Regions from separate parts of the Homo sapiens genome. Here region 1 is linked to region 2. A link is an interaction called in ENCODE POLR2A ChIA-PET data of the cell type or tissue named here. Cell type or tissue: Panc1. All regions are shown on one strand. Links, peaks and the distances in the headings refer to the core of each region. The heading gives the core; the rest is flanking DNA.

The links. ChIA-PET counts read pairs that join two places held together with the same protein. Peaks named below come from ENCODE experiments on the same cell type or tissue, not always from the same donor. Only the 100,000 strongest peaks of a DNase experiment are listed, where the experiment ranks them.
Region 1: POLR2A ChIA-PET joins it to region 2 with 12 read pairs; 3 of 35 experiments call an interaction of 5 or more read pairs at or near these places.

Annotation. Positions count from the first base shown.
Region 1 is chr20:36,714,175-36,730,555 of GRCh38, forward strand. NDRG3 (NDRG family member 3) reads right to left here. Exons shown (of 16, transcript NM_032013.4): 2 at 7,505-7,609. The coding sequence starts at 7,561. Among named protein-coding and RNA genes, the nearest start is that of NDRG3, 24 kb to the right of the region's middle. In Panc1, for the core only: no CTCF peak of the experiment used is centred there; no DNase peak of the experiment used is centred there.
Region 2 is chr20:36,475,390-36,491,770 of GRCh38, forward strand. The region is part of intron 7 of DLGAP4 (DLG associated protein 4); the gene reads left to right. Among named protein-coding and RNA genes, the nearest start is that of MYL9, 58 kb to the right of the region's middle. In Panc1, for the core only: no CTCF peak of the experiment used is centred there; no DNase peak of the experiment used is centred there; H3K27ac peaks cover 1,820 bases.

The DNA.
Region 1 (16,381 bases), core at 5,166-13,165, 240 kb after region 2:
GATCAGGAGTTCGAGACCAGCCTGCCAAGAGACCAGCCTGGCCAAGATGGTGAAACCCCATCTCTACTAAAAATACAAAAATTAGCAGGGCGTGGTGGTGGGCACCTATAATCCCAGCTACTCGGGAGGCTGAGGCAGGAGAATTGCTTGAACTGGGGAGGCAGAGGTTGCAGTGAGCCGAGACCACATCATTGCACTCCAGCCTGGGCAACAGAGCAAGACTCCAACTCAAAAAAAAAAAAAAAAATCTTCAGCAAATCATTTTCTTCTTTTTTTTTTTTTTTTAGACAGAGTTTCGCTCTTGTTGCCCAGGCTGGAGTGCAATAGCGCGATCTCGACTCAGAGCAACCTCCGCCTCCTGGGTTCAAGCCATTCTCCTGCCTCAGCCTCCAGAGTAGCTGTGGCATGTGCCATCATGCCTGGCTAATTTTGTTTTTTTTTGTTTGTTTGTTTTTTTGAGACGGAGTCTTGCTCTGTCGCCCAGGCTGGAGTGCAGTGGTGCAATCTCGGCTTATTGTAAGCTCCACCTCCCAGGTTCACGCCATTCTCCTGCCTCAGCCTCCCAAGTAGCTGGGACTACAGGCACGTGCCACCACGCCCGGCTAATTTTTTATTTTTAGTAGAGACGGAGTTTCTCCATGTTGGTAAGGCTGGTCTCGAACTCCCGACCTCAGGTGATCCGCCTGCCTTGGCTTCCCAAAGTGCTGGGATTACAGGCATGAGCCACCGCGCCAGGCCCAGCAAATTGTTTTCAAGTAGAAATCTGTTCAAACTGATAATCCAGGGATAAGAATGAAAATCCTATATCTGTGTGTGTGTGTGTGTGTGTGTGTATATATATATATATATATATATATATATATATATATATATATATATATTATATTTAAGTATCTATAGCAATCATTACCTTCAAAATATACTAAGAAACAGACTTCATAAAGAAATTTATAAAGAGGTTGGATACTTGGATAAAACTATCTACAATCAGATAATCCTCTGCAGATTGCTGAAAAAGTACAATTTCCACTCTAAAAATCCCATGGGCACTCTGCTAAGGTGTGGCTAAGATGTGGATCTCTTGCCTCCTGTAACTGGTTGAGGGTCATCTGGTCTGTAACGGTGGCATCACTACCTGCTTCGGAACCCATTTCTTGCTGCAGTCCCGTCTAGAGCACTTCTGACAACAGATGTAACCATCATGTCTTAGTACATTAAGGGACACCCACTCTAGTCCACACTAGATGTAGCACTTCATGAATATTCTTTGATGAAAATGTCAATAAATCTATTTTTAATTACAGCTGTTTCTTCTTTTCTCTCTCTCCCCCTAGGTTTTTTTTTTTTTTAAACAACCTTGGAGCTGGGTGCGGTAGCTCATGCCTATAATACCAGCACTTTGGGAGGCCGAGGCAGGAGGATTGCTTGAGCTCAGGAGTTTGAGATCAGCGTGGGCAACAAAGTGAGACCTCTTCTCTACAAATAACTTAAAAATTGGCCAGGCATGGTGGGCACACCTGTGGTCCCAACTACTTGGGAGGCTAAGGTAGCCTCCCAAGTAGGTGGGAATTGCTTGAACCCAGGTGGTAGAGACTGCAGCAAGCCATGGCCATGCCACTGTACTCTAACCTGGATGACAGAGACCCTGTCTCAAATAAAAAAAAGATCCTGGGGCCAGGCACAGTGGCTCACGCCTGTAATCCCAGCACTTTGGGAGGCCGAGATGGGTGGATGGCTTGAGCCCCAGAGTTTCAACATGGCAAAGCTCCGTCTCTAAAAAAATACAAAACGTAGCCAGGCATGGTGGCAAGAGCTACTCAGGAGGCTGAGGCAGGAGAATCACTTGAGCCCAGGAGGCTGCAATAAGCCATGATTGTGCCACTGGACTCCAGCCTGGGCAACAGAGCAAGCCCTTGGCATAAACGCTTTGGCTGTCTCTGTTGTCCTGGAGGTTACAAAATGTTGTTCCCAGGGTTCTCCCTCCTCTAGTTCTAACACCCTCCTCCCTCCTCTGCTTACATGTTGTGATTAGTAGAAAAGGAAAACTTAAACTGCAGTAAGATTTACCTCACTTTCAGGTGGGTGCGGTGGCTCATGCCTGTAATCCCAGCACTTTGGGAGGCCGAGGCGGACGGATCACTTGAAGTCAGGAGTTCAAGACCAGCCTGGCCAACATGGCAAAACCCCATCTCTACTAAAAATACAAAAACTAGCTGAACATGGTGGCAGGTACCTATAATCCCAGCTACTTGGGAGGCTGAGGCAGAAGAATCACTTGAACCTGGGAGGCAGAGGTTGCAGTGAGCCGAGATCATGCCACTGCACTCCAGCCTGGGCAACAGAGCGAGACTCCATCTCAAAAAAAAAAAAAAAAAGATTTACCTCACTTTCTACTGTAACAACCAAAACAAAGTATATAACTTTTTTCTGTTCTCTCTACTAAACATTTATTCCCCTTTCTGCTATTTCCTCAATTCTTCAGAAGCCAAGTGTGGCCTTCTACTTGTTTTCTCAAGCCTCACCTTTGGCTTTCACAGGGTTCAGTAGTATCTGAACCTAGTAGGTAGAGGAAGGCAGGGAAAATGAGGCAAAACAGTCTACTCTCCTGTTTATTACAAGGTCTTTTGGGTGAGGAGCCTGGAACAACCAGGTACAAGAGGCAGTAGATGGTGGGAAGAACCCTAGACCCCCAGGTCCAGGTCAAAGTCAAAAGATGTAGGTTCTAGCCTGGCTTCACCAACTTAACAGACACTAGCTCTGAACAAATCAGATAACCTCTCAGTGTCATCTGTAAAATAGAGTTAAAATATCTTCAACTATTTACAAGAGACTGGAAGATTAAAATAAGATATTATTGGTGAAAGTGCTCTGAAAATAGTTAAATGCTATTTTAAAAATCATTTCATATGCCCATGCAATTTCTGTCCCGCAAAACAAAGTACTGGTGGTTGCTTCTTTTCATCACTAGAGCCAAAACAAGTATGACAAAATTATCCACTTCTTGACAATTCTGAGCCGTAGACAAAATTACAGGCATACTAAAATAAAATGGGAAAAGTACCAACAAATGACAAGAGACAACATAAGCCTTGCTCAAAGCTATATTGAGAATGCCTCCTTACAAGTCATCTCAGGACAAATTTCACGGTAAAAGGTTGGTTCTAGTCTTCCTTTAGCTTCCTGAAGCCTGGAGGATGCAGCAATGTCTTCAGTATATTTATGAGAATAATGGACAGAAGGATAAGGTGAAATACTACACATTTTTAGGCTTCTCCTTAAAGAGACAGGGTAAGCCACAAAGGTGATGCCAAAACATCTATAGGATTAACACAGTGGAAACAGCTCAGGTTTTAAGAGTAGGAAAGACTTTGGTTTCTGTCTGGCTTTGCCACTTCTTTACTGGGCAAACCAGCCTTTCATTCGGATTTTTAATCTGTGAAGTAGGAATAATACTATCTATCTCAAAGGGATATTCTGAGAGAGAGAATGTATGTAAAGCACTTGGCACATAAGAGATAATAAATCATAGCAGGACAGGCAAAAACAACAACAACAAAACCCTCAAGCCATCTACTTCTATGCAAATCTGAAGGCTTTTCCTCTATACCAGTGGTTCTTAACCAAGGAAATTTTGCCTCCCAGGGACATCTGGCAATGTCTGGAGACATTTTTGGTTGTCACCACTGGGGAGTGCTATTAGCATCTAGTGGGTAGAGGCCAAAGATGCTGCTAAACATTCTACAATGCACAGAGCAGTGTTCCACAACAAACAATTATCCAACCCAAAACATCGACAGTGAGAAATCCTGCCATACAGCAGGCATTCTTTGATACTCAATAGGAGTAAGCTACTTCACCTTTCCTAGCCTTCGTTTACTCACTGGCAATGTGGGAATACATTTATCTGTGCTCCTTCCTCATCAAGCTATTGGGAGGTTCAAATGAAGTAATGGATGAGAGGCATTATTATCATTATACCTTTTACTATATACACAAAACCATCCACTTGCTGCGCAAAGACAGAAGCATTCACATACTGGGGAGGGGGAGAGGGAGGCTAACGGGGTGGAAGTCTTTGTTTGGAGGTGCCATGATCTAAAGAGGGCCTCTTGCCTATCTACCTGCTTGGCGAGAGCCAAGAGAGTTCTCATGAATAGTGATGGCACAGGAGCACTTACGTCTCAGGGAGAGAAAGGAGTAAGGTGGAATGTGGGAAGTGGGTAGGAACAGCATAGGCCTATCAAAGAGGAGCAGATAGATGTTAGGAAGTGAGACACTGCTTTGTGTCTTAGTCTACTCGGGCTGTCATAACAAAATAACATAGACTTGATGGCTTAAAACAACAGAAATTTATTTTCTCACAGTTCTGAAGGCTGCAAAGTTCAAGATTAAGGTTCTAGAAGGGTTCAGTTTCTCATGATTAATCTCTTCCTGGTTTGTGGACAGCTGCCTTCTTGCTGTGTCCCCATATGGCAGGGGAAGGGAGAGAGAAAGAGAGCCTCTTTCTCTATTTATTTATTTTCTGAGACAGGGTCTCACTCTGTTGCCCAGGCTGGAGTGCAGTGGCACAATCACAGCTCACTGCAGCCTCAACCTCCCAGGCTCAAGTGATCCTCGCAGCTCAGCCTCCCAAGTAGCTGGGACTACAGGCATCTGCCACCACACCTGGATCATTTTTTTAATTTTTTGGTAGACAGGATCTCCCTTTGTTGCCCAGGCTGGTCTTGAACTTCTGGCTTCAGGTGATCCTCCAGCATCAGCCTCCCAAAGTGCTTGGATTATAGGTGTGAGCCAGGTTATAGGTGTGTGCCTGGCTCAGATTTTATTTCCTTCCTCCTCTCCTAGGCACAACATTTTTGGCACAGCCCTTCACATACACACATACACAAATGGTACTTAAAGGAGAGAGTTTTCTGGAAATATGAGGGGATGCAGCAGGAGAAACCAAATGGAGGTTAAAAAAGCGTGCAGTGGCCGGGCGTGGAAGTTCACGCCTGTAATCCCAGCACTTTTGGAGGCCGAGGCGGGTGGATCAAGAGGTCAAGAGATCGAGACCATCCTGGCCAACATGGTGAAACCCCATCTCTAGTCAAAATACAAAAATTAGCTGGGCATGGTGTTGCACACCTGTAGTCCCAGCTACTTGGGAGGCTGAAGCAGGAGAATCGCTTGAACCCGGGAGGCAGAGGTTGCAGTGAGCCAAGATCACGCCACTGCACTCGAGCCTGGTGACAGAGCAAGACTCCGTTTCAAAAAAAAAAAAAAAAAAAGCCTGCAGCTTGCCAAGGGAGAGAGAAGTCTGGTGAAAGATAAAAGAAGGGGTGGGAGTGGGAATGGAGAGGTCACAGGGATGAAAATAGGGGTGGCAGGATTCAAAAGCAAATTAGTAAGCACAAAATAAGTCAGCAGCTCCAGAGGCTGCAGGTGAAGGGCCTTGCCTTGGGCAGATAAAAAGTAATAAGCAACAGATCATCCCCTGGTGTCACCCGCACACCCCCCCTCCCCGCCCCTCCGCCCATCCATCTTTATCCTCACACTCCGTCAACACTCCCTCAGGAAAGGATGGCATGGCCTCACTCACACAAAGCTACAAGAGTATTTCAAGAGGGGACAATGACAATACACCAAAAGAATAGAGTGGAAAAGAAGGAATTTCAAGCAGCTGGGCATGGTGGCTCATGCCTGTAATCCCAGCACTTTAGGAGGCCAAGGCAGGTAGATCACAAGGTCAGGAGTTCGAGACCAGCCTGACCAACATGGTGAAACCCTGTCTCTACTAAAAATACAAAAATTAGCCAGGTGCACGCCTGTAATCCCAGCCACTCCGGAGGCTGAGGCAGAAGAATCACTTGAAACCGGGAGGCGGAGCTTGCAGTGAGCCGAGATTGTACCACTGCACTCCAGCCTGGGTGACAGAGTGAGACTCCGTCTCAAAAAAAAAAAAAGAAGGAATTTCAGGCACATTTACCGAACAATAAGGAACAAGAGAGAAAACAAAACTTCTTTTCTTTTTTTTGAGCCAGAGTTTTGCTCTGTCGCCCAGGCTGGAGTGCAGTGGCATGATCTCGGCTCACTGCATCCTCTGCCTTCCGGGTTCAAGTGATTCTCCTGCCTCAGCCTCCTGAGTAGCTGGGACTACAGGCCTGCACCACCACGCCCAGCTAATTTTTGTATTTTTAGTAGAGATGGAATTTCACCATGTTGGCGAGGCTGATCTCAAACTCCTGACCTCAAGTGATCCGTCAGCCTTGGCCTCCCAAAGTGCTGGGATTACAGGCATAAGCCACTGCACCTGGCCAAAACCTTTCTTTTGGTAAATCATATCACACCAGTGTCTAGTGGTCATCAACTGTGGTCTCATCTGCTCCTTGTGTAGTTCTCTGACACTAACATAAAAATGTGGTATATTACTGACATCCAGTCCTCCCTGATGTCATATTGACAGAAAGACCACATCATAGACTTGGCAAACTTCAGGGAGAACACTGCAGCCTACGCACATCACCAGCCATGGATGGTAAATTTTCCTTATTGAAACTGAAAGTCAAGACACTTGGATTCTGAGTCAAACTCCACCCTCATACTTCTTTTTTCTTTTCTTTTTTTTTTTTTTTGAGACAGAGTCTCACTGAGTCACCCAGACTGGGGTGCAGTGGCGCAGTCTTGGCTCACTGCAACCTCCACTCCACCTCCTGGGTTCTAGCAATTCTCCTGCCTCAGCCTCCCGAGTAGCTGGGATTACAGGTGTGTGCCACCACACCTAGCTAATTTTTCTATTTATAGTAGAGACAAGGTTTCACCTTGTTGTCCAGGCTGGTCTCAAACTCCTGACCTCAAGTGATCCACCTGCCTTGGCCTCCCAAAGTGCTGGGATTACAGGTGTGAGCCACTGCGCCCAGCCCCACCCTCATGCTTTCTGCTTAACATTGCCACATTATTTTTTCCCTTAGCATCTCTATCTGTAAAATACAAAAATCTCAAAGATAACGTGATTGAACGTGGCTCATGGAAACAAAAGTAGGAAGAAATAAAAGGGGGGAAACATCAAAAAGATGCTTAAGAAATAGATTTTTTGGCCTGGCACAGTGGCTCACACCTGTAATCCCAGTACTTTGGGAGGCCATGGCGGGAGGATCACGAGGTCAGGAGATCGAGACCATCCTGGCCAACATGATGAAACCCTGTCTCTACTAAAAATACAAAAATTAGCTGGGCGTGATGACACGTGCCTGTAATCTCAGCTACTTGGGAGGCTGAGGCAAGAGAATTGCTTGAACCAGGGAGTCAGAGGTTGCAGTGAGCCGAGATTGCACCACCGCACTCCAGCCTGGCAACAGAGTGAGACACCGTCTCAAAAAAAAAAAGAAATAGATTTTTAAAGTATTCCTTTCATTGAAAGTCAAGCTAAATATGTTTTAAGTTACTATTTAGATGATACAGAAAATGAAATACTATCAGAAGAAAAGGCTTGTCCATATTTTAGTGAAAACAGAAAAGTCTTTACCTTATCATTTAGAAGTGGTTTGATCTCTGTGAGCTGAACATCCTGAAGTTCATCCATGAGGTCAGATAACGAGAGTAGAGGAATCTCAAGAATAAATCAGTAACTCTGAAACAGAAAAGAAAGAAGTGAAGAAAAAGGCTTAAGCCAGAAGTTGGAAACATAATAGTCACAGTACACCCATTCATTCAAATATGAGACTTACTCTGTGCCATGCCCTGCTCAGGGTGCTAAAGACACATAGTTACGGCAGATAGACACTAACCTGGTCTATAGGATTCTTGCCTCCTGGTATTCACATCCTTGCCTAATACCCCCAGTGAGTGTGCGCAGGGCCTGTGGCTTGCTTTTAACCATTAGAATACGGCAAAAGTGATGGAATGTACATGAGTGACTTTGCATGATTACATTATATAATATTTTCACATCTGTCTTGCTGAGGGACACTCTCCCCTGCTAGGTCTGAAGAGGCAAGCTGATGTGCTGTGAGAGGGCCACGTAACAAGTAACTGAGAGCAGCCTCCAGCAGAAAGACAGCAAGAAACTGAGACCTTCAGTTCAACAATCTGCAAGGAACTGAATGCTGCCAACAACAGGAGCCTGGAAGCAGATCCTTCCCCAGCTGAGTGTCAGAGAAGAAGCTGACCGACACCTTGATCGCCATGTTGCAGAGGACCTACACAGCCCACACCAGACTCCTGAACCACAGAAACTGAGAGACAATGAATATGTGTTGTTTTAGGCTACTACATTTGCGGTAATATTTTTATGCAGCAACAGATTAATACAATTAATACAATAGTCTTTGCTCTCATGGAGCACACGTTTTAGTTACTGAAGACGGATAAAGAAACAACATACTCAAAACTATGCTTGGAACAGACTGGAAGACGGATTAAGCGGGGACAAAAATTGAAGATTATTACTGCAGGATGAGGACTTGAATTAGGAATGGCAGTGGGAATGAAAGAGGAGGGAACCAAGGCTAAGCTTACTAATCCTCATTTGGGGAATCACAGCAGTGGGTGAAAGGTATGGTAGTCAGCTCCAAGATGGCCTTCAACGAGCCCAGTGATCCCTGACTCCTGATATTCATTCACACATATGTATAATCGCCCACCCAAATAAATCAGGGATGGCTCGTGTAACTAATAGAATATGGAGGAAGCAACAATATGTGACTTCTGAAGCTGCATCATAAAACGCATTACACTTTGTGCTTCAAGACACTATAAACTACTAGTTCTAGGGGAAGCTAGCTGCCAAATCATCAGGACACTCAAACAGCCCTCTGGCGAGGCCCATGTGGAGAGGAACCAACTTGCCAGCACCAACCTGCTAGCCATGTGTGTGAGTTACCTTGCAAATGAATCCTCCAGCCCCAGTCAAGAGTTCGGATAGCTACAGCCCCAGGGACACCTGACTGCAACCACATGAGAGACTCTAAGTCAGAACCACCCTACCAAGCCTGCTCCCAAGTTTCTGACCCACAGAAACCATGAGAGATAATAATTTTGTTTTAGAGTGATCTATAGCAATAGAGAACTAATACATAGGGAGAGCAGAATGGGGAGCTCAGAGAGAGGAGACAAGTTGGAGAGAGGTAGGCAGGGTAATGAACTACAAATTCTTCTTCTATCTCACCATGCAAGAAGCCATGGGGATAGGCTGCAAATACTCAATATTGCAGGAAAGTGATTCCCACCTAGACTTCAAAGCTTCAGGCATCATCCTTTTTGTCTTGGCCCTAAACCTATCAAGTCAGGAAAAATGTTAATTCAGAGTTGGGGATTTACATTTAACAACCATTTATTGAGTACCCATTGCACTATGGAAGATACAAAAAGGGTCCCTGCCTCTAAAGAGTAGAGATGATGTTGATCTACAAATTGATAAATAAAAAGAAGGGCCATAGGAATTCAAAGGAGAAGCAATTATGTCTGATTGGTGGAAATCAAGAAAGCCTTCAAAAGATATTAGTCTAGTGTGTGTGTGTGTGTGTGTGTGTGTGTGTGTGTGTGTGTCTGGTGTTTTTGTTTTTTTTTTTTTGAGACCTAGTCTTGCTCTGTCACCCAGGCTGGAGTGCAGTGGCACAATCGTGGTTCACTGGAACCTCCGCCTCCTGGGCTCAAGCGATTCTCGTGCCTCAGTCTCCCGAGAAGCTGGGACTATGGGCACCTGCTACCATGCCCAGCTAATTTTTGTATTTTTAGTAGAGACAGGGTTTCACCATGTTAGCCCGGCTGGTCTTGAACTCCTGCCTTCAAGTGATCCACACACCTCAGCCTCCCAAAGTGTTAGGATCACAGGCGTGAGCCACTGCGCCCGGCCTAGTGTACTATATTAATCCACTTTTCTGTTTACCTTCTAGAGATAGAATGACATGATTTTGATTTAATTACCTATGGAGAGGGTATGTGTTCCAGGCTACCTTTTAGCTATTATTTGCCAACACACTGAAATAAATCCTGCTCCCAGCTATGCCTATGTTAGAACAGACTAACAAAAAAGCCCTCTTATCATTTATTCAAGGGACTCAGAGGATGTCTATTGAGAACACTCCTCAGGCTATGAACCCCACATGCTAACTGTGAATATTCCAAAAGTGTGAACCACCTAGAGACCACAAATTTGATGATGTTTAACCTCCCTATAGGACAGTGGTTCTTTTGTCAGATCGCAGGCACCCATATACTTGATTGAGCTACTTAATGCCCAGAAGTTGAATCTTTTTTTGTTTTTATACCAGTCACATTTCAAAAGGGGGTGAGGTGGCTTGACTCTTAAACAGTGAGTTTCAGCCAGCATCTACATTCTCTTTTTCACAGTCCCCACTTAACTCTTAAAATATTGGCCTAACTGGAATCTACTCCATGTTTGTTTATTAATAACACTACAAACTGTGGCTACTTTTTATTTGAACTTTACTATTTATCAGTTATTTTAAATGGCAATTTAAAAGCGTTTTCCGGCCGGGCCCGGTGGCTCGCACCTGTAATCCCAGCACTTTGGGAGGCGGAGATGGATGGATCACCTGAGGTCAGGAGTTCGAGACCAGCCTGGTCAACATGGTGAAACCCCATTTCTACTAAAAGTACAAAGATTAGCTGGGTGTGGTGGCACACGCCTGTAATTCCAGCTACTCCAGCAGGCTGAGGCACGAGAATCATTTGAACCCAGGAGGCGGAGGTTGCAGTGAGCCAAGATCTGTCAACTGTACTCCAGCCTGGGCAACAGAACAAGACTCTGTCTCAAAAATTTAAAAACAAAACAAAACAAAACCAGCTTTTTCCCTTTTATAAAAGCAATATGTGCTCACTTTAGAAAATATGAAAATCGGCCGGGCGCAGTGGCTCACGCCTGTAATCCCAGCACTTTGGGAGGCCGAGGCAGGTGGATCATTTGAGGTCAGGTGTTCAAGACCAGCCTGGCCAACATGGAGAAACCCCATCTCTACTAAAAATAAAAAAAATTAGACAGGTGTGGTGGTGCACGCCTGTAATCCCAGCTACTCAGGAGGCTGAGGCAGGAGAATTGCTTGATCCTTGGAGGTGGAGGTTGCAGTAAGCTGAGATTGCGCCACCGCACTCCAGCCTGGGCGACAGAGTGAGACCCTGTCTCAAAAAACAGAAAAGAAGAAAATATGGAAATTGGCCGGGAATGGTGGCTCACGCCTGTAATCCCAGCACGCTGGGAGGCCAAGGTGGGTGGATCACCTGAGGTTCGAGACCAGTCTGGACAACATGGTGAAACCCTGTCTCTACTAACAATACAAAAATTAGCTGGGTGTGGTGGCAAGCTCTGTAATCTCAGCTACTCGGGAGGCTGAGGCAGGAGAATCGCTTGAGCCTGGGAGGCAGAAGTTGCAGTGAGCTGAGATCGCACCACTGCACTCCAGCCTGGGTGACAGAATGAGACTCCGTCTAAAAAAAAAAAAAAAAAAGAAAAAAAAGAAAATACAGAAATCACAGAATAATGAACAGATAATTTACTCATTGTCCTTCCACCTAAAGAAAACCATTTTAGCCTATTTCCACTTGTTTTTCTTTTTCCCACTTAAATGGTGATTTCCTGAAATTGTTTTTTCAACTCACCCACTTTATCCCTACTTTAATTCACTCACTGGAAAGCAATGCACTTCAAGATGGGAATTATTCAAATATGACTCCACATGGGTGGGCCTGTCAAAGGGTCAGAGAGAGGCCTAAGGTGCCCTCAAGTCCAAAGTGACTGGCATTCACCTAGTGTTCCTTTTTTTTTTTTTTTTTTTTGAGATGGGGTCTTACTCTTTCACCTAGGCTGGAGTGCAGTGGCACAATCATGGCTCTCAACCTCCCAGCCTCAAGCAATCCTCCCACCCCAGCCTCTCACACAGCTGAGACAATGGGCATGTGCCACCATGCCTTGCTAACTTAAAAAACATTTTTTTTAGAGACAGGAGTTTCACTATGTTGTCCAGACTACTCTTGAACTCCTAGACTCAAGCAATCCCCCTGCCTTGGCTTCCCAAAGTGCGGGATTACAGGTGTGAGCCACCATACCCATCCCTAAGTATTTTTTTAAAGATGAAGAAAAATGCAATTTTTACACCAACAAACACTTAAACAAAGACACAAATTAAATGAGAAGGCTGTCCCTATCAGCTAGGCCCAATGCAGGCTCAGGCGACAATGTTGTGCAGGACAGTAAGCTGCTCCAGGGTGACTCAGGATTTGGCAACTTGGCAGTAGACATTCACCTTCCACTATTAGGGGATCTAATGCATTCTTCTGGAGACTCCATTTTTGCTCCGCTTTCAATGTCTCAAGCCCTTGCCAATGAGCAGTTTTATAACATATACAAGAAAACTAAGATTCTGGTGGAAAACTCCATCTCCAGATCCCTCAGCTGCACAGACGGGCTCCCTCCTGGGGATCCAAGGCCTGCAGTTCCGGCATCTGTACAAATGGTATGGCTGCCAGATCCCATACAGGTACTAAAAGCTATTAATATTTTCAAAAGGCAAGTAGGGATTTTATAAATTGCAGTCAATAATTTTTGCCTGTTTCCTAGTCATATGAGTAGGAGGGAGGATTGATAAGGAAAAACTAGCCATCTTCAAATTAAGGAAATGAATCTGATACCAAATGGCTAGAAAGGGAAAGGAGAAAAGGTGGCTACCTACTCTGTCAGGAATTATAATCTCGGCACCTTATGTTTAATCCTCATAACAATCCTCTCTGGTAGATATCTTTCTTTCTTTTTTTTTTTTTTTTCCTGAGACAAGAGTCTTGCTCTGTTGCCCAGGCTGGAGCACAGTGGGGCGATCTTGGCTCACTGCAACTTCCGCCTCCCAGGTTCAAGTGATTCTCCTGCCTCAGCCTCCCAAGTAGCTGGGACTATAGGCGCATGCCTCCATGCCCAGCTAATTTTTGTATTTTTCAGTAAAGACAGGGCTTCCCTGTTAGCAAGGCTGGTCTCAAACTCCTGCCCTCAAGTAATCTGCCAGCTTCAGTCTCCCAAAGTGCTGGGATTACAAGTGTGAGCCACCCCGCCCAGCCTAGATATCTTTATTTTTTTCTCTGAGACAGAGTTTTACTCATCACATAGGCTGGAGTGCAGTGGCACGATCTCAGCTCACTGCAACCTCCGCCTCTTGGGTTCAAGCGATTCTCCTGCCTCAGCCTCCCGAGTAGCTGGGATTACAGGCATCTGCCACCAGGACCGGCTAATTTTTATATTTTTAGTAGAGACGGGGTTTCACCATGTTGGCCAGGCTGGTCTCGAACTCTTGACCTCAGGTAATCCGCCTGCTTTGGCCTCCCAAAGTGGTGGGATTACCAGCATGAGCCACCGCACCCAGCCTTTCTTTCTTTCTTTTTTCTTTTCTTTTCTTTTTTTTTTTTGAGACGGAGTCTCGCTCTGTCGCCCAGGCTGGAGTGCAGTGGCACATCTCAGCTCACTGCAAGCTCCGCCTCCTGGGTTCACGCCATTCTCCTGCCTCAGCCTCCTGAGTAGCTGGGACTACAGGCGCCCGCCACCACGCCCGGCTAATTTTTTGTATTTTTAGTAGAGACGGAGTTTCACCGTGTTAGCCAGGATGGTCTCGATCTCCTGACCTCGTGATCTGCCCTCCTCAGCCTCCCAAAGTGCTGGGATTACAGGCATGAGCCACCGTGCCCGGCCTATTTCTTTATAGATGAGAAATTTAGGCTCAGAGAAGTTAAGTAACTTCTAAAATCCCCACATCTAAGTAATAAAGAGCCAGGAGCGGTAGCATGCAACTATAGTGTCAGCTACTTGAAAGGCTAATGCAGGAGGATTGCTTCAGCCCAAGAGTTTGAGTCCAGCCTGGGCAACACAGCAAGACCCTGCCTCTAAATAAGTGAATAATAGGGAAAGGATTTTTTTTTTTTTGAGATGGAGTCTCGCTGTGTCGCCCAGGGTGGAGTGCAGTGGCACGATCTCGGCTCACTGCAAACTCCGCCTCCCAAGTTCACGCCATTCTCCTGCCTCAGCCTCCCGAGTAGCTGGGACTACAGGCACCTGCCACAACGCCCGGCTAATTTTTTTGTATTTTTAGTAGAGACGGGGTTTCACTGTTAACCAGGATGGTCTCGATCTCCTGACCTCGTGATCTACCTGCCTCAGCCTCCCAAAGTGCTGGGATTACAGGCGTGAGCCACTGCGCCCAGCCAGGGAAAGGATTTTAAAACCTTTGCTTTTCCCATTACAGGTTGAGCATCCCAAATTAAAAAATCTGAAATCCAAAATGCTCCAATGGATGCCTGGAAGAAGTGACAAAGGACAGATGGATAGACAGATGGATAGATAGATGGATGGATGGGTGGATGGATACATGGACACATACATACATAAACAAACTCCAGTGGGCATCTCCCTTGAACATCAAGTCTGTGCTCAAAAAGATTGGGGTTTTGGAGCATTTCAGATTTCACATTTTCAGATTTGGGATGCTTAAACGCTAGTAAGTATAATGCATATTGCAAAATCAGAAAAAATCCAAAATCTGAAACACATCTGGTTCAAGGCATTTTGGTTTTTTTGTTTTTTTGGGGGGGAGGTTTTGAGACAGAGTCTCACTCTGTCGCCCAGGCTGGAGTGCAGTGGCTCAATCGCGGCTCACTGCAACCTCCGCCTCCTGGGCTCAAGCGATTCTCCTGCCTCCATCTCCCAAGTAGCTGGGACTATAGGTGCCACCATGCCCAGCTAAGTTTTGTATTTTTAGTAGAGACAAGGTTTCACCATGTTGGCCAGGCTGGTCTCGAACTCCTGACCTCAGGTGATCCGCCGACCTCAGCCTCCCAAAGCGCTGGGATTACAGGTGTAAGCCACTGCTTCCAGGCTGTTCAAGGCATTTTGGATAAGGGATACTCAACTCATATACCATAATGTCTGTGCCAGGCCCCATCTACTGATTGTAGGACCCTGAGCAAGTTTTTTCCTCTTTACCCAGCCTGTGGCACCTCCTTGAGGTAAGAGAAGGCTAAAGCAATCCTATACATACCAACGACTCAGACACCTTAGAAATGAAGCTCTGAGTCATCACACCAGGACAAGAGCCCTCACTATCTCAGTAGTTATAACGCTAAGGGCATAGAGGATGTGGAATGAGTAGAGAAAAGAGAAATGAAGTTCCAGCTATTACTTGGCAAACAGTTTCAGAGGCAAGGGCTATTTCTTGCTTGTTAGAACAGCAAGCCTCAAAATCTATCACCTGGGAATCTTGTTTAGGATCTCAGATATGATCAGTTTTAAGTGATGAGAGTCTAACATGTGACCTCATCACTGAGGAGAGATGGAGATAATCTGAGGTGAGGAGATGAACTGAAAGCCTTCATTATTATTAGCAACAATCTTTTTTTTTTTTGAGACAGAGTTTGGCTCTGTCACCCAGGCTAGAGTGCAGTGGCACAATCTCGGCTACCTGCAACCTCTGTCTTCCAGGCTCAAGCCATTCTCTTACCTCACCCTTCCAAGTAGCTGGGACCACAGGCACACGCAACCACGCCTGGCTAATTTTTGTACGTTTTGTAGTGTCAGGGTTGCACTTTGTTGCCCAGGCTGGTCTCTAACTCCTGAGCTCAAGCGATCCACCCACGTCAGCCTCCCAAAGTGCTAGAATTACAGGCATGAGCCACCATGCCCAGCCAATTAGCAACAATCTTCAATAGAGATCAGTGAGGATGGGGTAAAGGAAGACTCCATTAATTTGATTTCGTCCTGCCTTCTTCCAAAATTTCAGTAAACTAGATGGAACTTTTATTTTTTATTTTTAAATGTTTTAGGGGCCGGGCACGGTGGCTCACGCCTGTAATCCCAGCACTTTAGGAGGCCAAGGCGGGCAGATCACCTGAGGTCAGGAGTTTGAGACCAGCCTGGCCAACGTGGTGAAACCTAGTGTCTACCAAAAATACAAAAATTAGCCGGGCATGATAGCACGTGCCTGTAATCCCAGCTACTCGGGAGGCAGAAGCAGGAGACGCGCTTGAACCTGGGAGGCAGAGGTTGCAGTGAGGTGAGATTGTGCCACTGCACTCCAGCCCGGGCGACAGAGCGAGACTCTGTCTCCAAAAAAAAAAAAAAATTGTTTTTTTGGAGACAGGGTCTTGCTTTGTCACTCGGCTGGAGTGCAGTGGCACCATCTTAGCTCACTGTAACCTTGAATTCCAATGGTCAAGCAATCCTCCCGCCTCAGCCTCCCAAAGAGCTAAGGACTACAGACATATACCACTATGCCTGGCTAATTTTTGTTTTTTGGTAGAAACAGGTCTTACTATGTTGCCCAGGCTAAGATGCGATTTTTTAAAGACTCAGCAGGTCCAATCAACTAAAATGTGAACATACTGGAGAAACAAAATAGTTTGCAGAAACCTCGCT
Region 2 (16,381 bases), core at 4,753-12,752:
TAGTAGAGATGGGATTTTGCCATGTTGACCAGGCTGGTCTCGAACTCCTGACCTTGTGATCCGCCCGCCTCGGCCTCCCAAAGTGCTGGGATTACAGGCGTGAGCCACCAAGCCCGGCTCTCCATACAATCTCTTACCCAATTCCTGTCCAAGATTCTATGATACTAACACATCCATTACTGCCTTTGTACACCTCTGATCTTTATTTTCTGTTTGGATTATTTTTCTTTTATTTATATTTGCTGAATTTCAGTAAAGAGATTGTAGGCAGATTATTAACCAGCCCTTGCTCACAAATACAGTTAACTCAAATCAGAAAATTTTTAAAAATGCTTAGTTTTAAATATTTTATTTGTGACTTTTAGGTTTGGAATGAGTAAAATCAAAGCAGTTTGATAACTGCTGGGGCTCATTCTTCAGTGGGCCGCTCACTAGTCCATTTTTAACACTGTCTTAATGACCATCTTAACCTTTTTTTTGTTTGTTTTGAGACAGAGTCTCACTCTGTCGCCCAGGCTGGAGTGCAGTGGCGCAGTTTCGGCTCACTGCAACCTTCGCCTCCCGGGTTCAAGCAATTCTCGTGCCTCAGCCTCCCGAGTAGCTGGATTGCAGGCACGCGCCACCACACCTGGTTAATTTTTGTATTTTTAGTAGAGACAGGGTTTCACCATGTTGGCCAGGCTGGTCTCAAACTCCTGAGCTCAGGTGATCCACCTGCCTTGGCCTCCCAAAGTGCTGGGATTACACACGCGCCCGGCCCTTCTTAACCATTTTTAAGTGTGCAGTTCATTGGCACTAAGTACATTCCCATTGTTGTATAGCCATCATCACTATCCGTCTCTTTAACTCTTCATCTTCCCAAACTGAAACTCCGTGCCTATTAAACACTAACTCCCCATTACCCCCTTGCCTGGTCCCTGGCAACCACCTTTTTTTTTTTTTTTTTTTTTTTTTTGGAGACACAGTCTCGCTCTGTCTCCCAGGCTGGAGTGCAATGGCGCTCTCTTGGCTCACTGCAACCTCCACCTCCCAGGTTCAAGCAATTTTCCTCCCTCTGCCTCCCGAGTAGCTGGGCTTACAGGCATCTGCCACCATGCCCGGCTAATTTTTTATATTTTTAGTAGAAACAGGGTTTCACCATGTTGGTCAGGCTGGTCTCAAACTTCAGACCTCCGGTGATCCACCCGCCTCAGCCTCCCAAAGTGTTGGGATTACAGGCGTGAGCCACCGCACCTGGCCAGCAACCACCATTCTTTCTATGAATTCTATTACTCTAGGTATCTCATTCACTAGCCCAATTTTTTTTTTTTTTTTGGTTTTTTTTTTTTTTTTTTTGAGATGGAGTTTCGTTCTTGTTGCCCAGGCTGGAGTGCAATGGCACAATCTTGGCTCACCGCAACCTCCGCCTCCCAGGTTCAAGCAATCTCCCAAGTAGCTGGGATTACAGGCATGCACCACCATACCCGGCTAATTTTGTGTTTTTAATAGAGACTGGGTTTCTCCATTTTAGTCGGGGTGATCTCAAACTCCTGACCTCAGGTGATCCGCCTGCCTCAGCCTCCCAAAGTGCTGGGATTACAGGCGTGAGCTACCATGCCCAGCCCTCTCTGGCCCATTTTAAGGAGATATATTTGAAGGGCAGCTGAGGGGAATGCTCTGAATAATTAACTCTTATGGTAGTGATTAATTCTCCAAGTTTGTTTTTTTCTCTTTTTTCTTTTTTTTTTTTAAGACAGAGTCTCTGTCACCCAGCTTGGAGTGCAGTGGCACAATTTCGGCTCCCTGCAACCTCGCCTCCTAGGTCCAAGTGATTCTCCTGCCTCAGCCTCCCAGGTAGCTGGGATTACAGGCACCCGCCACCACGCCCGGCTAATTTTTGCATTTTCAGTAGAGAGGGGTTTCACCATGTTGGCCAGGCTGGTTTTGAACTCCTGACCTCAAGTGATCCACCCGCCTCTGCCTCCCAAAGTGCTGGGATTACAGGCATGAGCCACCATGCCCAGGCAATTCTCCAAGTTAATGCACAATGCACATCTAAGCTTATGTGTGGCCTTATCCTGGCAGAATTGCTAAGGGACTGATCATCTGGGAGAGCCTCCTCTGCAGAGGTAGCCTTGGTTCCAAAGCCCCTGGTGGCTTTGAGGAGCCTGGCCACTGCCCCCTATGGAGGCAGGATAATGGGATGAGGAAGGCTGTGGATCTGATCACAGGACCCAAGCATAATTCCTTCATTAGCTACTTGCTCTAGGATTTGGGCCAAGTCCCTCCACCTGCCTCAGCCTCAGCTTCCTCTTCTGGGAAATGGGACAATACTTTCCAACATATTTATGACTCAGAGTCAGTGAGACAGATGATGGACTTCCTTTGCAGTTTTGAGAATCCTAGCACAGTGTTTGGATGCAGTTAAATGCAAGGAAAATAGGACGCCTGATCCCAATTTGTAGAAGTAGTGGAGACCCAGAAATACAGGGACTTGCCCAAGGTCATACGGCACTTCACTGGTAAAATTGGGCTGAAACCCAGCTACCCTCCACAAGTTGCAGCTTTTTAAGGTTTCTTGTTGGTCAGTCTTTCGAAGGACAGTAGACTTGAAATAGATGTTTGCTTTTCCGTCTTACTGGATTTGAAACATTTCTCAAGAAGCTCCAGTGTTGATGGGCCTGTGAGGGAGGATAGAGGGTAAAGATTTGGGTAGGGAATAAAGACAATAATTCTGTGTCATAGGACTAGAGTCCTAAATGACTTTCATGGTGATCATCTTGTCCAGGGACAGCAAATATCTTGCACTGGGCAATTACCCCTCCTACTGGACCCATGGCAGACAGCATCAGCCACAGCACTCCCATTGACCCCTGGATACAGCGTGAGGAGTCTTCTCGACACAGGCAAAACCAATCAACCAGAAGTAGCATGCCCAGTGGAATCTGTGCCCTCCCTAATCTAGTGCAGTCCCCTGCTTTTACAGATGGGTGGCAGTCCTGGGAGGGGAAAGGACTATGAAGGGCAATTGATGTCACAGGTCTCTTTGTGAGAGCAGAAAAGAGTCTGGCAGGACAGTTCGAAGCCTTCGGAAGTATGTTTGCAAAAACATCAGGGCAGAGCAGCTCCCAGGGGGTAGATGTTATCAAGGTAAAGTCTGTTTTCTCCAGATGTTTCTTGGGATGCTGCCTGGCCTCGGGATGTTTATGAGAGTGTACTGTAGTCAGATTCCACCAACCAGAGCAGGAGGACAAACTTGGCTATCTACAGCAGCTTCTAAGCTTTGTAGGAATGTATGTGTCAGTCTTGCCGAAGCAAGCTTGTATTTTTACTACTTGTGAGGCTGGATCCTGTGAAGGTTGCATTCTGGAAGTTGAAACCTGTAGGGTTTGTACTCACTTAGCAGATAGAACATGACTCACTGTGTGATCCCGAACAGAGCCTTCAACCTCTCTGAGCCTCCTTTTTCCTTAGTAGCACAGGGGTGATGATGAAAACATCTCCTTGAGGGGATCAAATGTAAGATGCAGAGGTTAGGACCTCAGATGGTGATTGGGCTACTGCAATAACCACCAATTCCTGAGCAGGTGAAAAACATCTGGCAACTGTGATTATTAGCCACTAATGTTCAGCCACTCCTCAGTGTGGCTGACCCTGTGCCATTGTTGGGGCAGAGTTCTATGGACAGGATGGGGTGGTTGGTGACCTTCTGATTGGTAGATGTTCTTTCAAAGACATCTTCCCAGATGTTACCATGTTGTGCTTTCAGAGGTAGTTGAGAGGAACGTTGAGTGGGGCGGGCTCTGTGGGCATGAGGGGACATATAGTCAAGACTTGTTCCAGCATCACTGTCATCTGCTTGCCAAGTTGTCTCTTACTCTTCTCTACTTAGAGTCTTCAAAGTCTTCTAGGATGAGGGCTCTGCCAGCCTGTGTCATTTTTAGGGTGAAATGAGAGGGTGGGGTTCTGCCTCCTAAGTGTCAACAGGCATTCACCTGGGTACCTCTTTTGAGCCAGGATTGGAGGTCACAGGGATGCCACCCTGCCTTCAGGAGGCTCAGGGTCTAAAGGAGGAAGCAGAAAAGTAAAGAGGTTTGTAAAAATAGTGTGGTGGGCAAGGGCCTGTGGTGTGCCTGAATGTGGGATGTTGTTCAGTGAGTGAGCCAGGGCAGGGGCCTGGGAAGACTGTTAGGGAAGGCTTTTTGGCAGGAGTGATGCTGGAACTGATACCTAAAGGAGGAGGCAGAATCAGTGAGGAAGAGGGTGTTCAGGCAGCACAGAGGCCTGGAAGCTGAGCATGGTGTGTTGGCATGAAGGGGGTGATGGAGAGTTAGAGGGGTGATTGACAAGGCAGAGAGGCCAGTGGTCCCTACACTAAAATGTTAGAATGGTGCTGCTACAGTGCGGTGTCGAGGGGCTGGATGGTTGGGGGTGCTGGGCAGGGCAATGAATCTTCCCGAACTTAGTCCTTGGACAGGATGAGACCCCTCATTTCTGCCCCAGGCCAGAAATCCTCAGCTTCTGGCATGCAGAGTCCATGGAGGGCCTGGGATTGGGCAGCAGCTCCGTGGGCCCTTTGCTCAGGAGATGTTTAGGCTCCTCAGGCAATTGTAATGACAGTTCCTCACCTGCCAAGCCCTTTCCCACCTGTCTTGGGAAACTCACAGCAGTCCTAGGGCAATAGACAGGGCAAGCCGCATTATTCTCATTTTATAGATGGGAGAAATTCAGACCCAGGAGCTTAAGTCATACACTGAATGAAGGCTGATTCCAGGGATTCCTAACCTACTGGCAGTTTCTGTCATAGCAGGTATTTTGAAGGGGGCAGGGTAGCAAGTATCAGCTGATCTCCTATTCTGAGGATGGATTTATCATCTCAGATGGGAGCTCTTATGCAGCTAGACTTCCCAGACGAAGGTGTTTTACTTCCAGACTTTGCTGTCTGAAGCCCTGGTGTTAGTCCTCACAAGATTTCCCGTGTGGCTAGGCTGTGTGAACATTCTCATTTTGTATTTCGCTGTTTGTTGATAACAATTCTCCGGAGGTAGGGGGGTAAAAAAGACCAGTGGCTCACGCCTGTAATCCCAGCACTTGGAAGACCAGGGTGAGATGATGGCTTGAGCCCAGGAGTTTGAGATCAGTCTGGGCAACATAGTGAGACCCTGTCTCTACAAAAAATTAAAATTAAAAAAATTAGTCAGGAGCAGTGGTACATGTCTGTAGTCCTAGCTACTCGGGAGGCTGACGTGGGAGGATCACTTGAGCCCAGGAAGTTGAAGCTACAGTGAACTATGATCACACCCTGTACTCCAGCCTAGGTGACAGAGTGAAACCCTGTCTCTAAACAAAAAGTTGGCTGGGCACGGTAACTCAACGCCTGTAATCCCAGCACTTCAGGAGGCCTAGGTGGAAAAATTGCTTAAGCCCAGGAGTTCTAGTACAGCATGGGCAACATAGTGAGACCTCATCTCTACAAAAACTAAAAAAATTAGCCAGGCATGGTGGTGCACCCCTGTGGTTCCAGTTACTTGGGAGGCTGAGGTGAGAGGATTGCTTGAGCCCGGGCTATCAAGGCTGCAGTGAGCTGTGATCATACCACTGCACTCCAGCCTGGATGACAGTGAGACTGTCTCAAAAAAAAAATGTTGAACTATGAATGTCATGCACACAAAGATGATGTGTGGTATCACGTCCAGAACTGGATGTAAAGTAGAAGGGCAAAGAGCGTCTCAGGCCCGGTAGGAATCTTAAAAGTCACACCCATGGGGACTTCAGTTTCCTCCCTGGCATCCATCCTGCCTGTGTCTAGCCTGGCTGGCCATTTTCTAGGTCCTTCTTCCATCTTTGGCCAGCTCTGCTTCTTAGAAAGCTCCTCTTTATAATTAGTCAAAATTTACTTCCATTAACAATCCCCACCTTCCTTTTCCCCTCTGATTGTAGTGTGACCCTCTGGGGCTACATGTGTATTTGACAGTCTTTTAGGTATTTGAGGACAGTAGCCATGCCCTTTTAAATTGTCTCTCTTCTCCAGGGTGACCATCCTAGCCTCTCCAAGCCATCCCTCACTTTACGCTAAGCACAACTTTTGGTGCATATGTGTCACACGCCCCGTTTGTGACAAGTCCGTCCCAGACACACTAATCACTTGTTGAATCAGTCCTGGGCTTTCTCATGCAACTCCATATGGCTGCCACAGTGCCCAGTCAGTGGAGGAGGCTTTTCATTGTCATCTCCACATTTCTATGGGTTTCTTGAGGACAAGGACTACTCATTCTGGGTCCCTAGTGGCTGGCACTGTGCATGGCTTTCCCTCTGTAAATAAGCATTTGCTGGAATGGGGTGGAGTTGAGACTTCTCCCTGTGTGGATCACCTTCTGTCTTCAGGTTCCAGTTTGACGATATCCCTTGCCTGGAATTACCTATGATACCCTCAGTATTATCCAGAGTTCAGTGGGGACTGCGCCCTCTCTGGTCCTGTGACTTTCCTGTAACAGTGCATCCTCAGTGTCTGTGGTCAGCTGACGTCACTAAGCCATTTTTCCACATATGCCGCTTTTCTTGTGTAATTGTCTTACTTGGGTTCCCAAACTCAGGGTCTTAATATAAGCTCTGAGGGAAAAAAAATCCCTCTGTTTTTCTGTGTCTCTGTCCCCCGGGTGTGCCTGGCACAGAGACAGGCAGCATTACCTCTGCTGACCTGAAGTGAACTCACGGTTTTCCCCATTCAGTCCTGCACTATTCGTCTCATCCCAACTCTAGGCTGCCGAGGGATCTTGGCTCCTACTCCTGTCACCTGATATGCCACCTGCCACTCCAGGCCCAGTGAATGAGCTTGTTAACACTGCCTTTCTATTCTGGGATTCGCTTGGTCATTCAGAATGGTGAAAGAGGCCAGCAATCGAGGTGCACAGGGCCTGGCAGCGTCTGGCTTTGCACACTGGACACACAGCCTATGACAGTTGGTGAAAGCCGGGCTTTTGTGACCTATCGCCAGGGTTTGAAGTCAGCCCTCCATTGACATCAGCCCTCCAGAAGTGAGGGTAGTTTTTTTGAGGCTCTTTCCAAGTAATACTTCCCAGGCTGGGCTCTGGGATCTTAGGGCTTTGGAAAGGTAGCAGCAAAGCTCGTATGATACAGCCAGTATTTGAAAAGCCACATTTTGCATTCTCTACCCTCAGTCCTTCACCAGACCAAGCGGGCTGCACATGTCAAGTTTTTGCACTGGGCTGGAGCCGAGGCAGCTTTGTAACTGGGCGGTTTCTCCTGCTTACTAGCACCTGCTTCTCGTGGGTTGTTTTTTTGTTTTTGTTTTTGTTTTTTTGAGACAGGGTCTAACTCTGTTGTCCAGGCTGGAGTGCAGTGGCATGATCTTGGTTCACTACAACCTCTGTCTCCCGGGTTCAAGTGATCCCCACACCTCAGCCTCCTGAGTAGCTGGGATTACTGGCATGAGATACCATGCCCGGCTAATTTTTGTATTTTTAGTAGAGACAGGGTTTCACCATGTTGGCCAGGCTGGTCTCAAACTCCTGACCTCAAGTGATCCCCCTGCCTCAGCCTCCCAAATCGCTGAGATTACAGGCATGAGCCACCATGCCCGGCCAAATGGTTATAGCTTTGATAAACAACAAGATCGTGATTTAGTAACAGTAGCTTGGGCGCTACCATCTCTTTAAAGCTTGGATTCCTAGGGATGATGGTAATAAGGTGTCCAGGGTGGGCTGGGGCAGGGACCACTGAGCAGAGCTCTTGGCAGAGCAGACTCTGCAGGTGGGTCTCTGAGGATAAATAAAATGATGTTTGTGGCAGATTCCAATACATAATGGGTGAGGAGTGGATGGTTCCTGACAGGCTGCTTACTGGATATGGCTGCAGTGGTAGTAGAAATGGTTTTTCAGAAACTACATGCTATTTGGACATACTATTTGGAGGTCAGTGGTCAGGGGCTAGAGGAGGCAGAGCTCAGCTACGGGAGGATGCCTCCCTGAATGCCCGGAACTGGTGTTCTCCAGGCTGGGGGGAAACCAGGAACATTCCCACACTCATAGCCCCAGGCAAGGGTCCCTGCTCTGCTGCCAGATCCTCAGCTCATGCATTTGCCTTCCTGGTCCTTTTTTATGTGTACTATGAGAGAGTGAATTAGTCTGGTAGGTCTCAGAATAACATGTGGGAATTCTGTACAGAGAAAAAAGGGGAAATGGGGCTGTTCTGAGGGACCTGGGGTGGGGTGAGAGTCCAAAGAGCCTTCCTCAGGCCCCCTTGGGAATCCCCAGAACCAGACTCAGCCACGCTGGAGAAGTCCTAAGTGGCTGGGAACCCATGTGAGTGGTTCCGGTGTTCCTGGTGAGAGAGTCAGAGCATGTGGGGCCATGTGTCTGGAAGCAGGACCTGAAGGAGGACAGTGGACAGGCAGCATGGGCACCTTAGCCATGTGCTGGGGTTCTGCACCAGCGGTCACCAGGCCCCTGTCCTCATGGTCAGCAGAGCCAGAGCTGCCACCCTCTAACCCACTCAGGAAATAGTCAAACCCTGCCTGAAGACCCCAGGAATAAAGGGCCCATTTAGGCCCTTTTAGGCCCTGACTGGGGAACTGGCCTGGCCAGGATCTCAGCCAGGCTCTGGCAGGTGGCACCTAACTCCCAGCCCTGGAGGCCGTGGCTAAAGAGCAGCTAAATGCACTGGCTCTGGGAGGAAAGCCTGGGCTCAAATTCTGGCTTTTCCACTTCCTGTCTGTGTAATCCTGGGCTACTCACTTCTCTGAGCCTCAGGGGTTTTTTGTTTGTTTATTTTTTCTCCTTGAAATCAGAATGGTAGGCCTGGTGAAGAGTTGGTGAGCCGATATAGTTAAAGTGCTTCATGCTAGGCCAGTTCATGTCCAGCCCTCTGTCAGTGGGAGATGTCATGGACAGCCAGCAGACAGCTTCCCACCCACTGAGGACCTGCCGCCCTGGACTGTGGGTGTGCCTAGAAGCATCGCTTAACCTCTTCTCTGACTCCTGTGACCCCAACATGTCAGGAAAAAAGCCCCTCATACCCTTGACCCCAACTGGGGAGTGAGCAGCTCTCCTAAGGAGCAGCTGGGGTGGGGTGGAGGCATTGCTCTGGCAACTGAGCAGGTCCCTCTCAGGCCTCTGCTCCAGGCCCCTGAAGGAGGGTGGCTGTCTGCACTGTGGATACAGCTCTCCTGCCACCTGTGTCCTGGTGCCAAGAGCCTGAAACCAGACCTGGCCTTCCGGCCAAAAGGGACTTTCTCTGCTTTCACCCAGCCGGAACTGAGACACCACTAGAAGTTCCTCCTGGCTGCCTCCACCTCAAGGTTCCCACCAGGCTCCTGCCTTTCCGAGAGGAGGCTCTGATGGACAGTCTTCCTGGGGAGCAAGGGAGGGGGCTGGAGCCCTAGAAGGAACAAGGAGGTCTGGGGCAGCTGCTGCGGCAGTGATAGACTCGTGTGCCATGGGCCACTGCCGCTGCACGTGCACCTGCATTGTATTTCTTAAAATTATAAATTAACACCATTTGAAAATTCAGAGGAGTTTTTTTGCCAATTGATTTTTTTTCCACTGACTGTTCCTCAAATGATTCTTCTATTGATATATAATAGATATACATATTTTCAGGGTAGATGTGATATTTTAATATATCCATATAATATGTAATGATCAAATAAGAGTAATTAGGATATCCATCACCTTAAACATTTTTCTATGTGCTGGGAATATTCAAATTATTTTCTTTGGCCGGGCGAGGTGGCTCGCGCCAGTAATCCCAGCACTTTTGGAGGCCAAGTCCAGAGGGTTGCTTGAGCCCAGGAGTTTGAGACCAGCTTGGGCAACAAAGACCCCATCTCTACAAAAAATTAAAAATGAGCCAGGCATGATGGAGCATGCCTGTGGCCCCAGCTACTTGGGAGACTGAGGTGGGAGGATCATTTGAGCCCAGAGGTCAAGGCTGCAGTGAGCCATGACAGAGTGAGACCCTGTCCCAAAAAAAAAAAAAAAAAACTGCTAGCTAATTTGAAATGTATATTTTAAAATCCAGATTTCTGGTACATTTGGCAGCTCTGACAACGCTGGGCCCAGGTTTCCAACATGGCAGCTGTGAGCCAGAAAGGGTTGATGCCCTGTGCACATTTGAACTGTGACCCCCGTTCAGGGACAACCCACTTAGTTTACAGCTGTGGAAACTAAGGCCCAGAAGGGACTCAGGCCCTGTGCAGAGTACACAGCCCACCATGGCCAGCATTGATTTTAGATCCTGGCAGCCTGGCCTTGCAGAGCAGAGCTTTCTGCGCTGCCACTCATAAGAGTAAAAAGCCTCTTCTCCCATCTGTAAAGTATCAGTGATAATTACCACTCCTCCCAGAGCTGTGTCAGGATAAAGTAGCACCTGGCCCAGGCCTCCGTAATGATTCTTTTAAATCTGTACAAATGCTACACCTTGCCTGGAAAGTGTTGCTGGAAGCACCACATGCTTTCTCTGCCACTTTTCAGAAATGATTATTTTTCACACACTTTCCATTGCTCCGTGCCGAGGGTTTGTTGCACTCTCATTCCCACAGCTTCATTGCCCAGCTTCAAGCAGATTTGCTCAAGGCTCTACCTCCCACCAGACTGTGCTCCTGTGTGTGGTGGGGCGTGATCTGAAGGGAGTTCAAAGCCCTGGCCCTGGGGATTAGATCCAAACTAAAAGACCAGGAATAAATCATTCTGCTTCCATGTGCCTCTGTTTACCCAGTTGTCAAATAGGGGTTTGTTCATTCGTTCAGTAAATATTTACTGAGCCCAACCATGTATTGAGCCTGGTACTGAGAAAGCACCATGATTATATAAGATACTCAAGGTCCCCACCATCAGGGACCTGTATCAGATACTCAGGTTCCCTATCTGGTAGAGGAGAGAGACCAAAGACATGTGAGCTAATAAATGACCAGTGCTTGAATGAAACAAGCAGAGTCCTTAAAGAATAATAGCTTTAGACTGGATGGTCAGGGAGGCCCTCACTGAAGACATGCTACTTGAGCTGGACCTAAAATCATGATGAGAAGGAGCAGACATGCCAACATGAGGGTGAAGTTAGTTTCAGACAGGGCATGGCAGGTCCAAAGGCCCCACGTGGGAACATGCTTGGAGCATTTGAGGAATAGCAAAAGGCTGGTGTGGCTGGAATGGAATTAGGGAGGGGAGGGTGGGCCAGTTCCTATTGTAGGCTAAGGTAAGCAATGTGGATTTTATTCTGTATGGAATGGGGAGCCTTTTTTTTGAGATGAAATTTTGCTTCAGTTGCACAGGCTGGAGTGTAGTGGCGCAATCTCGGCTCACTGCAACCTCCACCTCCCAGGTTCAAGTGATTCTCCTGTTTCAGCCCCCTGAGTAGCTGGGATTACAGGCCTGCGCCACCACACCCGGCCAATTTTTTGTATTTTTAGTAGAGGCGGGGTTTCACCATGTTGGCCAGGCTGGTCTCAAACTCCTGACCTCAGGTGATCCGCCCGCGTCAGCCTCCCATAGTGCTGAGATAACAGGTGTGAGCCACCTCACCCGGCCTGGAATGGGGAGCCTTTGAAAAGCTTCAGAAAAGGGGAGAAGCAATCCAGTTTGAGCTTTTAAAAACTGTCAGGGTTCCAAGAGTGATTGTGGGTAAGATGGGCCATAGAGAAAACAGGGACGCAAAAGACCAGGCCTGCTGGGGTGGAGAGACGCTGGTCTCTGTTAGCTGTGCTTTTGCGGTAGAGAGGTGAGGCTCTGCAGATGGAGGAGGGTGGAAGGAGGAGATGGGAATTTCCATGCTTCTGGAGTGTATAACTGAGTGTTCAGGGCCCCCTCTCTGGGAGAGCAAGGCTGATGTGAAGGAGGAGAGGATTCAGATTCATTCTGGACACACTCAACTTGAATGGCCTTGGCACTCCCTGGCACAGCTGCCTAGTGCACTGGGACTCTTGAGATAGTAGGTGATACTCCCTCCTAACTGCTTTCAGTGCCTGTGCACTGTAAAATTATCTGCCCATGGGCCAGTCTGGAGGGACTTCATGAGAAATGGGATGCTATGGGCAGGAAGAAGGTGCCTCTGTTCCCATTGCTGCTTAGAGCAGCCCCAGGAAGCTGAGGATCCTGAGAGGAGGCAGCCTTCCTTGGATCTCCTTTCCTCAATCCCTATCCTCCCTCCACGAGCTAAGGTACCTAAGTTACATTTTGCCAAACTGTGCCCCACTCAGCATCTGTCCTCCCATGCCTTGGACTGTCCCGCCCTGCTCCTTTGCTCACAGAGGGTCCCTTCACCAGAAAGCTCTGTATTTCCTTGCCACTAAGCGACTCTCACCACCCATCTAGACGCAGGCAACCTTAGTGTCTTCCAGAAAGGCCCCCAGATTGCCTCCCAGAAGGCAATCACTTTCTCCTTAATCCAGAAACCATGGTAACAAAATTGGCATGGGCCCACCCCAAGATCAAAAAATACCTCATGCCTGTCAGCTCCTTGGCTCCTACCCGGAGCACATTGAGTATCACATCCTATTTTTATGGGTAAAACAACTGCCATGTAAAAGGCAGTTAGTGCGCCGGGCGTGGTGGCTCATGCCTGTAATCCCAGCACTTTGGGAGGCTGAGGCGGGTGGATCACGAGGTTGGGAGTTTGAGACCAGCCTGGCCAACATGGTGAAACCCCGTCTCTACTAAAAATACAAAAATTAGCCGGGCATGGTGGCGCGCGCCTATAATCCCAGCTACTCAGGAGGCTGAGGCAGGAGAATCGCTTGAACCCGGGAGGCAGAGGTTGCAGTAAGCCAAGATTGCTCCACTGCACTCCAGCCTGGGCAACAGAGTGAGACTCTGTCTCAAAAAAAAAAAAAAAAAAGCAGTTAGTGCAGCAGAGGGGCCATCGAGTAGTGGTCAGCCTTCAGGCACCCTGGTTTCAGGCCGCGGCCTCAGCACTGCCTAGCTGGGAGGTGAGTGCAGGCAAATCTCCACCTCTCTGTAACATGGGGCATTTACATTTGGGAAATAGGAACCTCCTTCATACTGGTTTTGAGGATTCAGTCAGCTAAAGGATAGCTAAAGTAGATTCTCATTCACTGTAGTTATGTTCACAGAGTCATAGTGAATGCTAAACCATTGCTCTTCTGGGCAGTATAGGGTCACTGCAAGCCTGTGGTCATAATGTTTCTACCAACCAACCAATCAATCCATAACCTTGTTTTATGTGTGTCTCTGTTGAAAGATTTTTTTTTTTTTTTGAGACAGGGTCTCTTGTTGCCCAGGCTAGAGTGTGCAGTGGTGCAATCTTGGCTCACTGCACCCTCTGCCTCCCAGGTTCAAGTGATTCTCCCACCTCAGCCTCCCAAATAGCTGGGACTACAGGCATCCACCACCACACCCAGCTAATTTTTGTATTTTCAGTAGAGACGGGGTTTTGCTATGTTGGCCAGGCTGGTCTCCTGACCTCAAGTGATCTGCCCGCCTCAGCCTCCCAAAGTGCTGGGATTACAGGCGTGAGCCACTGTGCCCAGCTGAAAGATTCTTTACTTAATATACTATTGATTCATTAACATTGAACTCATGGCCAGCAGCACTATGACTCATGCATGGATGAAGCGTACCTAACACTTTTCTCCATAAGGGACATCACAGCCTTCTTGCACTGAGAACACTGGGCAGTGCTTCAGCATTATGTAGGTGCCATTTTAAACAGTGAAGTCACCAACAGAAAGCCCACAAATGGGAAAAGTATAGCACTAAATAGACCTGCGAAAGGACACTTGTTTACAGTATGAGAGCTGCAGTGAGAAGGTGGAGTGTCACCTTGTTCCACCTCAGCTGGGGTTGTGTGTAGCGGGCACATGTCTGCGAGCCCCTTAAGTGTTGGTTTTGCAAGTAAATTCAAGTGAGTAGGTGATTTTGCACATATAGAATTAGTAAGTAGGATCAGCTGTATATGAAGTACCTGCTCAGGCCTGGCCATGGTTAGCACTCAGTAAGGTCAGCTGTTAGCATCAGAATCATTACCGAAGGGAGTGCATCATAGCTTCTGTACCAGGCTCCAAGGACAGAGCTAGCTCCCTGAGCTTTATGGCTTTGTCTTCATCAGCCTGACACCTTTTTAACTTCTTGGCTTCTGTGGATGTTTGGGTCCGAGGTAGATGCAGATCCTTGAGGCCCTGAATGCCCCCACTGAAGGGTTTGTTTGTTCCAAGTCTACAAACCATTGAATGGTTTCAGGTTGTGGTGCCACTGAATAGTTTCAAACAGTGACATGATTGGATTCCTCAAATGGCTGGGGTGGAAGAGGGACAAGAGGTCGGAAGGCCAGGGGGCATCTGTGGTAGTCTCAGGGAGGCTGGCTCCAGATCACGGGGAGAAGGTAAGGATGGGAGGGGCCTGGCTGTGAAGGGCAGAGGAGGATCCCCAGAAGGACTTGGGAGGATGCTGCCGTGAGAGGGGCTGCCAGTCCCTCTTGCTGGAGTTTGAAAGTAAAGTTTGATGTTGCTAATTCTTCTTTTTTTTTTTTTTTTTTTTTTTGATGGAGTCTTGCTCTGTCACCCAGGCTGGAGTGCAGTGGCGCAATCCTGGCTCACTGCAACCTTTGCCTCCCGGGTTCAAGCAATTCTCTTGCCTCAGCCTCCCTAGTAGCTGGAATTACAGGTCTACACCACCACACCCGGCTATTTTTTGTATTTTTAGTAGAGATGGGTTACCCTGTGTTGGCCAGGCTGGTCTCGAACTCCTGACCTCAGATGATCCACCCACCTCGGCCTCTCAAAACGTTGGAATTACAGGTGTGAGCCTCCGCGCCCGGCCAGTGTTGCTATTTCTTAAGGCACAGTGAGGGAGGTGGCTCTCCGACTGAAACAGTGGGAAAGGAGAGGGTCACATGGACTGTCAACAGAGAAGTGGCTTTGAGAAGGCAATGTGTCCCTGATCCTGACCTAGCTGCTTGGAATTCTCTTCCCAGCTGCTTCTGCCTTGGGAGAAAGAAGCAGAGGAAAGGAGGGAAGGATTTGAGGCTGGGTGGGTGGGAGTCTTTGAGCTGTTTTTATCATAGCATACAGATGAGTTGCCCAATTTAGCTGTGTGGTTTGACAAGTTACTTGCTGGCTGGGAGAGGGAGTGGGATCTTAACCAGCCCTCAGCCCTTCCACTAATGAGCCTTTTCCCTAGCTTGGCAGTACCAGCAAAGGGAGTTAAGGGAGTCTGCCTTTCTCTGGGGTCAGCTTCATCCATTCATGGGGGCCTTGAGCCCGGCCCCACTGTCTTTGCTGTAAAGCCTGAGCCATGGCTTCCAGGTTGTCTGTGGCCCCAGGGCACCTGTTCCTCTTGAGGAGTGTAGACCGCCTCTCCTTTGCCCCCTCAGGCACCTGGGAGCCAGCAGGCATGAGGCCCGTGTTAGGCCTCAGGACCAAGTTCAGCCTGGCCTCCAAGACACATGCAGGGGGCTAGCTTCTTGAGGTTGCTGTGTCCTCCGCATCCCTCGGGAAATGGAGTCACAGCCACTCCTGAGTATTTGAAGCTCTGTTTGGCCAGCTTATAACCTTTACAATAAAAAACAAAATGCAGGCCGGGCACGGTGGCTCACGCCTGTAATCCCAGCACTTTGGGAGGCCAAGGTGGGCGGATCACGAGGTCAAGAGTTCAAGACCAGCCTGACCAACATGGTGAAACCCCATCTCTACTAAAAAAAAAAAAAAAAAAAAATACAAAAATTAGCCAGGCATGGTGGTGCATGCCTGTAATCCCAGCTACTCAGGAGGCTGAGGCCTGGGAAGTGGAGGATGCAGTGAGCCAAGATCGCACCACTGCACTCCAGCCTGGGCGACAGAACAAGACTCTGTCTCAAAAAAAAAAAAAATGCAGAAACAAATTCATTCTGACCTGATAAATACAGTTTGGAGGATAAAATCTTGGGGTAGAAGACAGAAATAATGAGATAAAGGAAGCTTCTCTAGAAGAAGCAAGGACTTAGGTGCTGCGAGGTAGGGAGGCTGGGCTAGATACCTGGGGCTGGGAGCAGGCTGCACGGAGGATGCATCGCACAACTGGCTTGTGTCTGGGCTGTGGCATGAGGGACCTGCATGGCTGAGAGGGGGTCAGGAGAAGCAAGCATGCAGCCCATGGGGATGGGTGGTTTCACGTGCTGTGGTTTAGGGGCTGGCAGGAAGCATGGAGAACAGGGGAAGGGGGCTCCAGCAGAAACCCATGCATGTGTAAAGGCTTGGATGCACGGAGGTGTGCCGTGTTTGGGAATGGTGCACTGTGCATTTGGTTCTCTGAAGCTGGAAGGGGTATGCTGAGGGGGTGGGAGGGGCATGAGATGAAGCTGCTGAGATGGATGGGCAGGGACCAAGCAAAAAGGGCTCAGGTTTGGGAGGAGCCCTAGAACCTTGGATACTAAAGTGTTGGGAGCCTTTGCTATA